3 separate regions of the Homo sapiens genome follow, and all the other regions are linked to region 2. A link is an interaction called in ENCODE POLR2A ChIA-PET data of the cell type or tissue named here. Cell type or tissue: OCI-LY7. All regions are shown on one strand.

Region 1 (4,000 bases), 110 kb after region 2:
CAGGTGAAAGTGGATGGGTCAGATCAAGCAGAGAGAACAAACTCGCCCTTCCTCCACCATTTTGTTCTATCAAGCCCGCAATGAATCGGAGGGTGCCTGCCCACATCAGCAAGGGATAGCTACTTTACTCAGTCCACCAACTCAAATGCCAATCTCTTCCAGGAACACCCTCACAGACACACCCAGAAATCATGCTTTACCAGCTATCTGGGCACCACTTAGCCCAGTCAAGCTGACAGAAAATTCACCATCACACACATTGTACAGTGTTTGCCTGTCATGGTAAGGATTTTCACTTAATTTTCAAGGCAGCAGGAAGCCTGCAATGGAGCAAAAGGATTGTCCATCCTGAAGGTTAGTCTGGCGACAGATTACAGGCTGGGTTGGCCTGTGGAGCGCCAGCGAGTGCAGGGGATAGTGAAGAGTCACTTTTTATTTTTTTATTTATGATTATTATTATTTTTGAGATGGACTCCCGCTCTGTTGCCCAGGCTAGAATGCAGTGGCGCAATCTCAGCTCACTGCAACCTCCACCTCCCGGGTGCAAGCGATTCTTCTGCCTCAGCCTCCCGAGTAGCTGGGATTACAGGCGTGTGCCACCACACCTGGCTAATTTTCGTATTTTTAGTAGAGACTGGGTTTCACCATGTTGACCAGGCTGGTCTCAAACTCCTGACCTCAAGTGACTTACCTGCCTCGGCCTCCCAAAGTGCTAGGATTACAGGTGTGAGCCACCGCGCCAGGCCAGGCGTCCCTTTTTAAAAAGCAGCACTGGCAACTGTGATGCAGGGAGAGTGGCGAACTAAATGGGGACAAGCAAAAGCCAGGAGAGAGTCAGCAAAGCACTGAGAGATAACCCCTGGGCAGGAGAACTATTCTTTGAATATGAGCTATTCCTCTGGGCAATTTGTAGAGCTCCAGGAAATCGTTGTCACCATGAACAGCCGTATATGGAAGCAAACCTTAAAGGTATTTCAGTGCTCGCATCGAATTTAACGCAGGGATAGTCATTAGTGACAATATCAGAAGAGATGCAATAAAAAGATCAATGTCCTGATGCAGAAATGACCATGAGAATGAGGGGTGGGGTGGGAGTCTGAAAGCCCAGCCTGTGCCCCTGCCTTCATCCTGAGCTTGATCCATGATGTGGAATCTGCTGCAACTCCCTCTACATCCATTTTCTGACATAAACAACAATGATGCTTTTTTCCCCCAGATGTTGAAACAGACTAAATAACCATTTTCTGCTGGCAACTCTGACAGCTGAAGCTACTTGAAATCACACCAGCTCTGGATCAACTACAGGCCCAGCTGGTCACTTGGATGCTGATGGCAAGAGGCAAAAAAAAAAAAAAAAAAAAAAAAACGCACTAGGGTGAGTGCAAAAGTAGAGCTATGCTCACTTATAACCTGGGGCACACACACACATCACACCTCACCCCACATGTGGCCCCTGGGGTGCTGTAATCCAGCAAGAGCTTTCTCTTGGTGCCAGGACAAGGACCAGAAGTGAAACCTAGTCATATTTTCCTTGGAAAACACTCTCTCCACCACTGCTTTTTTATGGAAGCATTGAATGCCTCTGATTTTAAGCCACTTCTATTAAGACATTTTTTAATGTCCTAATTTCACCTTATGTTCTCTGACATTGACAGGGACAAGGTTAATCTCATTTAATTCCCTGGAATAAATTTATTTTTTAAAAGCTTAATGCCAGGCAGAAACTCTTCATTTTATTATTTATTTCTTATTTTTAATTTTATTTATTTATTTTTTGAGACAGACTCTCACTCTGTCGTCCAGGCTGGAGTGCAGTGGTGTGATCTCGGCTCACTGCAACCTCCACCTCCCAGGTTCAAGCGATTCTCTAGCCTCAGCCTCCTGAGAAGCTGGGATCCCAGGCATGCCCCACCACCCCTGGCTAATTTTTGTATTTTTAGTAGAGATGGGGTTTTACCATGTTGGCCAAGCTGGTCTTGAACTCCTGACCTCAGGTGATCCTCCCACCTCGGCCTCCCAAAGTGCTGGGATCATAGGCATGAGCCACCATGCCTGGCCAAAAACCTTCATTTTAAATAGTCCTCACAGCTCCAAGAATATAGACCTATCTCTCACAGAATCATCGAAAGGGAACTAAAAGGAATGCCAAAGTCATCTCCCAACATCATCTTGTGTTACGCATCAGGAAACCAGAAAGAATGCAATGACCGGCCCTAGGCAAAGAGTTGTTTTTTTTTTTTCCAACAAAAAGCATGGCGGACAGAGGCATTGTATGATATCAAACCTGTAACCTTTGGAAACAATGGCGTTTTGTAAAACTCATCCCTCTGCTGGCGTGTGAAAAGAGCAGGGGAGTCCCTGGAACCTGGAGCAGGGCTGGAGAGATTCAGGAATAGTTCAGTACACTGAAATTTACTCCTTGGCCAAGAAAATCTAATAAGACAATTTTTGCAACAAAAGCAGTCTTCGAAAACAAACTTTCAGAGGTTCAGGATTCCTGCTGCAGCAATAGCTGCCCACCCAAAAAACATATTGCAGAAATAAAAATTCCTGTATTTCTTCTTTTCAGATGAAGAGCAGGGAATATACTGATAAGTAAATGCAAAAATGACAACAATTAATTTGTTCCACAAACGAGTGCATTTCATGCAATATTCTTAAGGAACAAAGACACGCACATAGCTTGTTTATGCTCATCCACAATATTTTATGTATTTGGAATATATGTACATGGATATCCTAGGACTCCATCTTAGGCTCAGCATTTTTCCTAAGACAAATGAAGTTAAATTAACCTTTTGCTGGAATGTTGTTGCTCCTTTTCATAAAGTTTTTGATTCAATATTCATGTATCATTATTTATTTTATGTTTATTTTATTTTTTTTGAGACACAGTCTCACTTTATTCTCAGGCTGAAATGCAATGGCACGATCTTGGCTCACTCCACCTCCTGAGTTCAAGCGATTCTCCCGCCTCAGCCCCCTGAGTAGCTGAGATTACAGGCACACACCACAACACCCAAATACTTTTTTTGTATTTTTTAGTAGAGATGGGGTTTCACCATGTTGGCCAGGCTGTTCTCAAACTCCTGACCTCAGGTGATCCACCCACTTTGGCCTCCCAAAGTGTTGGGATTACAGGCATGAGCTGCTGCACCTGGCCAAAGTGTATTATTTTAAAAATTTAGTAGACAGCCATGCATTTGGTGCTTTGCAACAGGAAGATAAGCTCTCCCATAGCAGAATAAGTTTTGGGTTGAAGGAGTACAGCGAAGTCCACCCCAAAACATGGCTTCCTTTTAAAATGAGTATTTTGCCCTCAAAGATCAACAGACACTGGAAGAGGCTTCTCCCCTACCTACAGAAAGACCAGACAGACCCACCAAGAATTGTTTTTCCTTCCTCTCCCTGTTGTCTCATTATCTATTGCAGTAAAAAAGACCAAGAATGTCACCGGACCTGATCGACCCTATTACAAAATCATGTTTATCTCTCAGGCTCATTCAGTTTCCAAAAAGAACTATTTACAAGTTAATCTCTATTCCCCCACCCATTCATTCTCCCAGGTAATCAGGTATTGCCCCTCAACCAAAGTACCTATATTCCCCATCTCTCCCTCCCCTCTGAGGTAAGGCCACAAAGGTTGGGCCCCAATGGGATATGGGATCATCACTGTGGCTCTCCCCATGTGCGTGCTAATGAATTTGCCTTTTCTCCTAATCATCAGCCTTTGTCAGTTGATTTTTCAATGAACCCTCCAAGGGCAAAGGGAAAGATTTCACAAGATTTCCCTTTGCTCCTACAAAGTCTTCCTAAGTTTGTTTCCTTTTCCTTCTTCTTCTTTTTTTTTTTTTTTTTCTGAGACAGAGTCTCTCTCTGTCCCCCAGGCTGGAGGGCAGTGGCATGATCTTGTGATCCCGGCTCACTGCAACCTCCGCCTCTGGGTTCAAGCAATTCTGGTGCCTCAGCCTCCCAAGTAGCTGGGACTACAGGCGTGCGT
Region 2 (4,000 bases):
AAGAAAAAAATATATGAGATGAGAATCCTGCCTGCCCATAGACTTGAAGCCTCTGCTCACCTTGGCCATGGCTATGGACTGAATATTTTTTCCTCCTCCACCATAAATTCATATTATTTAAGCCCTAATCCCAACGTGATGATATTTGGAAGTGGGGCTTAGGGGAAGTAATTAAGTCATAGAAGTGGAGCCCTCATGAATGGGATTAGTGCCCTTAGAAAAAGAGACACCAGGCAGATGATCTCCCTCTCCACCATGTGGGGATACAGCAAAAAGGTGGCCTTCTACAAAACACGAAGGGAGCCCTCACCAGACACCAAATCTGCCAGCATCTTTGATCTTGGAGTTCCCAACCTCCAGAACTGTGAGAAATAAATGCTGTTTAAGCCACCCCGTCTGTGGTATTTGTTACAGCAGCCCAAATGGATGAAGACAGCCATACCTTTGAGCCCAGGGTCGCTCCTCCACTCTCCAATTAGATCCCAGAGCTCCAGTATGGACCCTCTACCCCCACCAGGTTCCTAACCTGTCTCTGTATTCTACCACTGCTTATCAAACTAGGCTACATTTCAGGTGGAGAAGGCCCAAGAGGATGATATAGGTGAAACATTCACCCCAATCCTGGGACAAACTCTCTCTCATTGAGTCCTATGAGAATGGAATAGTCTCGCCCATCAGGTGAGAGTGTAAACAATCACGTATGACATCACATCACAACACCACCTTGGGGGAGCAGACACTAACCTCTGTTCACACCTGTGTACAGGCACTGTGCCAGGTGCTTTTCCTGCCTGATAATAGTCACACTGCAGAGATGAGAAAACTTGAACTCACCAAGATAAAAGCACTTACGACATGCCACCTAGGTCTATCTAGCAAAAAGTTCATCGTCCTTCTAATGCGCCAGTGTCGGAACTAATAAATGACAACATACATCTGAAAAAAGCCTGAGGATAATGACAGTGTAAGACACAATGCAGGTACTCATGTATTTATTCTCATGTATTTATGCACAGAAATATATTCTCATATATTTATTTAGAAAGAACTCCCATATTTATCCAATCGCGGGAAGTTGCTTAGCCCTAGAAGTCAAAATGTGGACAACAGACACAGTCGACAAAGATAGTTCTCATACATTTAAATAAATGCCTAGGCTTATTTTCATGGTATGAACAACTATTTTTCATGTTTAATGTTTTTAAGACTTTCCATTAGTATGAATAAGAATTTGTCTTACACAAACATCCAAAAAAAGACAGTTTCTTTAGGATTACATATCTTAAACATTATTTTCTTTTCTGCTATAAAATCGTCACCACAACCCTAGCAACTAGGAAGTTTTGTTTCCTGTCCTTGTTTTTATTCTTTTGTGGTGGCAAGTGCCAGCATGTGGGGTAGGTAGGGTGAGGCAAGGTGGGTGACAGTAAAGGACACTGTGCTCAATTCGAAGCTACGGGAGGAGAGAGCTCTAGTCCTAGATTTGCACCAAGGAGCTTTGAGCTCTCAGTAATTCAGCAACCCTGGGCTGTCATTTCATCTATAAAATCAGAGGGTTAGGTGTTCTCCACAGCCTCCTCCTGCACTCAATCCTATGATAACTGCTGAAAACTCCAGCATGGGACAATTACCAGTGTGACACCCTTGAGAGAAATGGTGGGATGTATATTTAAAAAAGACTATCTAATGACTCACCCATGAGTAAAAAATAATTTACTTCCATTTTAAAATCCATATTAATCGACGTGACGTTAGTAGAGAGAGTGCCTAATGTCTGACAGCGCTTCTGAAGAGGATATAAATAGGCGGTTTTTGAAATTAGTCAGCCATGTGCTCACGTCCACCAAGAAGCACATGCAGGCAACATGCTCCAGGCTGTGCGTGCAAGCTGTTCTGTTTCCAGCACAAATGCAGAAAAGGGGAAAAAAGCAGTCCTGGTAGAGTCAGTCATCACATATTTCAGCTGTAAGTAGGAAACAGGAAGCTCACAAAGAATTGTAATTTAGAAGCATTTAAAACAAAACAAACAAACCTACTCCAGGCACAAATACCAGATAGCTGCAAAGCCAACTGTGGTATTTGATGACAAATTGTTTAAAGTCACCAGTGGGTCAGAGTACAAACCACGCCCACGTGAAAGTCTCCCTGGACGCTACCAGGGTCTACCCATTCTCCCCTCTCTGTAAGCCAGCTTCACACAGGTAAGTGGGTCCCATAAACCCCCGGAGGCACCCACATCTGGCTCTTTGTGGGCAGCGCAAGTAGAGAAAAAGACAGTCAACCAACCGTCCTGAGAAACAGGAGGCTGACACTCAGAAAATCAACATCAAACATCCTCTCCCATGCCACAGGGTGACTTCTCACCTCCACTCCTCCCCACCCATCACCCCACACACGCTGTCTCCCAAAAACACATCTGATCTTTATGAAATCTCAGCTTCAGAGCTCCCCAGGATGTTACTGTTACTGAAGGGGAGTGAAAAGGAGGAAGAAGAGAGAGAAGGAGGGCTCCAAACCCATCCCAAGTTGATTCCTTCATGATGTTTCCAAGAATTTAAAGAATAAGTGGTGAGGCTGGGCGCAGTGACTCACGCCTGTAATCCCAGCACTTTGGGAGGCCAAAGCAGGCAGATCACTTGAGGTCAGGAGTTCGAGACCAGCCTGGTCAACGTGGTGAAACCCCATCCTTACTAAAAATACAAAAATTAGCCGGGTGTGGTGGTGCATGCCGGTGGTCTCAGCTACTTGGGAGGCTGAGGCAGGAGAATCACTTGAGCCCAGGAGGTTGCAGTGAGCCGAGATAACATCACTGCACTACAGCCTAGGTGACACACCGAGACTGTCTCAAAAAAAAAAAAAGAAAAGAAAAAAAAGAGTAAGTGGTGACTTTTTAAAAGAATGGTCAAAGGAATTATTTTTAAAGCTGTAGGTTGGCATAGGACATTTATCAAAAGAAAGAAACTATCAGTTCAAACTTACCTAGACATCTTATAAGAGTCCTGAACCATCTATAATCTGAAAGCTTTTTCAAATACTAGTAAGCCAGGCACAATTACCAATTATTCAAATAACATTTATTATAGCTAGTGATTTCCACTGACTATATCTGCAATAATTAGAGCTGGTAGGTTTTTAAAAATATAGATTTTAAGAGTATATGGAAAGTCCTTGAAAGGCAATGTTTCTGGGCTGTTAGGAATAAGGCATTCCTTTAACACGAAATAATGAATTTTAAACAGTAATAATAATAACAAGGAAGAAATGAATGACTGAATGAATCAGAAGGCAGTACACCATAGGGTGAATAAGAGTACATTCTTGGGGGATGAGGGGCAAGGGGAGGGAAAGCATTAGGACAAATACCAAATGTATGCGGGGCTTAAAACCTAGATGACAGATTGATGGGTGCGCCAAACCACCGTGGCACATGTATACCTATGTAAGAATCCTGCATGTACTGCACATGTAGCCCAGAACATAAAGCAAAATTTAAAAATTTTAAAAATTAAAAAAAAGAAAAGCACATTCTTTGCAGTGAATATATCTCAGTCCTGGGTGATCCTGGGCAAGATATTCAATGTCTCTATGCCTCAACATCCTCCTCAGAAAATAAAACCAATTACAGTCCTAAATCACAGGGTTGTCATGAGGATCCAAAAATGATGCATGTAAGAAGCATTTAACATGTTCAAAAGAAACACTTAACGTACTAATGGTCCTTATTCCAGGATGAGTTTTGGTTCCAACTCTACAAATCATTAGCTGTGTGGTCTTGGGCAAGCAATTTAACACATCTAAGCGTTGGTTTATTCACCAAAAATGAAGAATCTTGATTAGATGACCTCTTCATTTCTATGGCTTCTCCAAGCTCAAGACCTCTCTGACAACAGAAGCAACATTTATGATTTCAAACTCTTCCACGTTTCTAGTTTTCACATCTTTCTTTTAGGACTTATTGGTCACAGCCATGATTTATATGAAATCAAGTGTTTGGTCAACA
Region 3 (4,000 bases), 210 kb after region 2:
TATGTGATAAGGGGTTAATATCCAAAATATATAAAGAACTCCTAAAACTCAATCGCAAAAATAAATTAATGGGAAAAGGATTTAAATAGCCACTTCCCCAAAGAAGACATATGCATGGCCAACAGGTATATGAAAACGTGTTCAACATAACTAATCATCAGGCAAATGCAAATCAAAACCACAATGAGATATCACTTCACACCTGTTAGGATGGCTATTGTAAAAAAGACAAAAGACAAGTGTTGTCAAGGATGCAGAGAAAAGGGAACCCTCACACACTCTTGGGAATGTAAAATGGGGCAGCTACTATTTAAAAAGTCGGTGGTTCCTCAGAAAATTAAAAATAGAACTACCATATGATCCTGTAATCCCATTTCTGGGTATATAAACAAAAGAACTGAAATCAGGATGTTGAAGAGATCTCCACACTTCTGTGTTCGCTGAAGCATTATTCACAAAAGCCAAGATATGGAAACAACATAAATGTCCATCATTGAATGAATGGGCAAAGCCGATGTGGTATATACATACAATGGGAAATTACTCAGCTTTTTAAAAGAAGGAAATCCTGCCAGATGTGACGACATGGGCAAACCTGGAGGACATTATGTTTAGTGAAATAAGCCAGTCACAGAAGGACAAATACTCTGTGATTCCACTTACATGGGGGTATTTAAAAGATTATCACAGAAGCAGAGGGTAGAAAAGTGGTTGCTGGAGACTGGGGAGAGAGGGAAATGGAGAATCGTCGTTTAGTGGGTATAACATTTCAGTTATGTATTTTATTTAAAACAAAACATTTATTAGGTTTTTAATTTGGAGAGATTAAAAAGGAAAAATAAGCAAAACTGGCTCTTCATTTACATGCTCAGATTACTGTTGTCAACATGTTTTAATGAAAGCAATAGATGTACTCAGAAAATGGAACTGCATAGGAAACAAGGCCACATAAAAAGTAAAAACCTCCATATTCTTCAATCTTTCTCCCTGAAACTATTTACAGCTCAAATTTTAGTTTAAAATATAAAATCTATCATTCCTGTGAGGCAAAGGGGAGAACTTGAAGCTCACAGAAGAATATAAAGCAAAGGGCTTCTTGCCTACATTTTAGAAAATAATATGTCTTTAGATAAGATATTATTATCCCATAGTATAGAAAATTGTGGCCAGGCACAGTGGGTCATGCCTATAATCCCAGCACTTTGGGAGGCCAAGGTGGGAAGATTGCTTCAGACCAGGAGTTCGAGACCAGCCTGGGCAATATAGTGAGACCCTGTCTACATAAAATTTTAAAAAAATTAGCTGGAAGTGGTGGTGCCAGCCTGCAGGCCAGGGGAGGCTGAGGCAAGAGGATCCCTTGAGCCTGGGAGGTCAAGGCTATAGTGAGCTATGGTCAAGCCACTGCACTCCAGTCTCTCACAACAAAGCAAGACCCTCTCTCAAAAAAAGAAGAAAAGAAAGAGAGAGGAAAAAAATGGAGAGAGAAAAAATGGAAAAAGAGAGAGAGAGGAAAAAAAGTAAAGAGCTAGAGACAATTCTTTCAAGATATGTTGCTATTAAGGAGAGCAGAGATACGGGGTAATAGTGGGGGTTTGGGGAAGTTTGGGATTTGGGTTTTTGTTTGTGGGAAATAATACAGCATATTTGGTGTTAATGGGAATGTCCAAATGAAGGAAGGAAGTCAAGGATAGAGGAGAAAGAAGGAGGCAGGAATAATGTCCTAGAGGCGGTGAGAAGGAATGAGCATAAGCTGATCATTATCTAACAAGAGACAGAGTCAAGTCTGAGGGACCAATGGCAAGGAGGTTGGTAGGTTTTGTGGGGAAATTGGGAGATGTTCTCTCATAATCAATTCTATTTTCTCAATTGGACTAAAGCTCATCAGCTGAGAGGGAGGACCAGGGGAAGGTGTCATCAGGAAAGGACAGAAGATGTGAAATGGTCACCTCTGAGTACAGAAGAGTTGATTGACTAGAGAAATGATATAAGTCTACCAGAGGTATTGAGGGCTCCTGGAGGTTGATAGCCTCTGGTTAGTATGAAACTGTCTTCGTGCTTTTCTCCAGACACATTCAGCTGCTCAGGAGCAGGGGCAGAGCAGGCCAGAGGTAGTTTTCATCAGAGTTTGCCAGGAGAGTACTGGGCAGGAGCAAAGAATTTGAGATTTATGCAAAGCAGTGATTATAGCACTGCTAATCTTGGTGAGAAGGTAAGTAAGGAAATGGTGTGGGGTGGAGAGGGGTGATAGATTTAAATAAAACAAGTGAGCTACATCTGAATGCTTGTCATAGGACAAAAATCAGAAAACTCTGCAAAGGTGCTGAGATGAAACTTGGTTTTAGTTCCTCCTTGGGCACTTTCCACATGTCCTTTGGTGGCCTCCACTCCATGTAGGCATTAACCCTGATCCAGTATCAACTAATACACAGCAAGACACTCACAGACAAAGCCCAAGGGTCATTATGGGGTTTTTTGTCTCGTTTTAATTTTTTTAGAGACATGCTCTTACTGTGTCTCCCAGGCTGGCATGCAGTGATGAGACCATAGCCCACTGCAGCCTCTAACTTTCAGGCTCAGGTGACCCTCCCACCTCAGCCTCCTGAGCAGCTGGGACACCTTCCCCTGGTCCTCCCTCTCAGCTGATGAGCTTTAGTCCAATTGAGAAAACAGAATTGATTATGAGAGAACATCTCCCACTTTCCCCACAAAACCTACCAACCTCCTTGCCATTGGTCCCTCAGACTTGACTCTGTCTCTTGTTAGGTAGTGATCAGCTTATGCTCATTCCTTCTCACCGCCTCTAGGACATTATTCCTGCCTCCTTCTGAGCGGGCATGCCCCACCACACCTGGCTCTCATCTGTGTTTTCATCAGACACTTTCTTTTTGATGAATAAAACCTTCCAGACACAAAGATCTCAAATCTCTCAAAATGAAATTTTAAATCATTAACAGGCACTAAAGACCAAATTTTGGGCAAAACACCTACCACATATTAACATGTGTATTAAACGAATGAACCTATGAAGATGACAGTACCTGGGCTGGTGAGTCCCAATGGACATGCGTGATGGGAACATCTGTGCATCCTCAGCGGAAATTTTCAGAGATGCAAAATAAACTTGAACTTGGATGCGTATCCTTGCATTGGTTGTGGGGTGAAAATGCTGAGAAAAAGCAGCTAACATTTACACGTAGCCACCACCCCCCAAACTTTTTCTCCTCAGGCACTCATACATGTTTTGTAATCTTTGAGAATACAGAAAATATTTACAAAATGATCAAGCATGTAGTTAATGGACCAGGTGACAAGCTGGGTCAACATCAAAGAAAGGGCAGAGGAATAGGATGTCCATGAGTTAATGTGTGTACGTCTCCTAGAGCTAAGATCTCCCACCCAGAGTTCACACCTACATCCCCCTACATCCTCTGAATCTATTCTAGAGCCATGTTTGCCAGAGAAGTTTCAATGAGTAGCACTGGAATAGGAAAGATTTGTACTGCTGTTTCCCTTGGGGTCTGGGCTCCAGCTAGCTTCCGCAGTAAACGACTAGTTATGATCAAAGAGTGAGGAAACCTGCTCCCTGGCCTTCTGCACCTGGGAAGGAAGAAGGGCCTCCTGTGAGGGAGGAATTGCCCAGAAGTGCCCACCAGGAGGAGTGCATGGTGCACCACCCACACAGTGCACACATGGACCCAGCCTGCCTGCCAAATGTGTTGTGGGGATGTTGCACGGCTGGAGCCAGCCAGCGAGAGGCTCAGGAGAGTCAGGCAATGACATCCAGAGGGAATCCGGTCCTTACTTTGCACAGAAACAGAAGAGAGTGGGAACTCAACAGCATTAAGGATTTATAGCTGATAGGCATAGTAACAAGACTGAAAGAATCTATTCCAAAATGTAAACGACTGTTATCTTGACGTAGGGGGAATACCAGTGATGGCTACTATCTTATTTTTGCTTATCTGGGTTTTCTTTTTTTTTAATAAAAAAATTTTTTTTA

The links. ChIA-PET counts read pairs that join two places held together with the same protein. Peaks named below come from ENCODE experiments on the same cell type or tissue, not always from the same donor. Only the 100,000 strongest peaks of a DNase experiment are listed, where the experiment ranks them.
Region 1: POLR2A ChIA-PET joins it to region 2 with 5 read pairs; 3 of 35 experiments call an interaction of 5 or more read pairs at or near these places.
Region 3: POLR2A ChIA-PET joins it to region 2 with 5 read pairs; 3 of 35 experiments call an interaction of 5 or more read pairs at or near these places.

The regions. Positions count from the first base shown.
Region 1 is chr10:14,699,487-14,703,486 of GRCh38, forward strand. The region is part of intron 1 of FAM107B (family with sequence similarity 107 member B); the gene reads right to left. Among named protein-coding and RNA genes, the nearest start is that of FAM107B, 73 kb to the right of the region's middle. In OCI-LY7, no CTCF peak of the experiment used is centred here; no DNase peak of the experiment used is centred here.
Region 2 is chr10:14,586,328-14,590,327 of GRCh38, forward strand. All of the region lies in intron 2 of FAM107B (family with sequence similarity 107 member B), which reads right to left. Among named protein-coding and RNA genes, the nearest start is that of MIR1265, 150 kb to the left of the region's middle. RefSeq lists an enhancer at 1,951-2,150. In OCI-LY7, no CTCF peak of the experiment used is centred here; a DNase peak (open chromatin) is centred at 1,863; H3K4me3 peaks cover 744 bases; H3K27ac peaks cover 1,784 bases.
Region 3 is chr10:14,798,278-14,802,277 of GRCh38, forward strand. No RefSeq gene overlaps it. Among named protein-coding and RNA genes, the nearest start is that of FAM107B, 25 kb to the left of the region's middle. In OCI-LY7, a CTCF peak has its summit at 3,640; DNase peaks (open chromatin) are centred at 204 and 2,294; H3K4me3 peaks cover 1,409 bases; H3K27ac peaks cover 558 bases.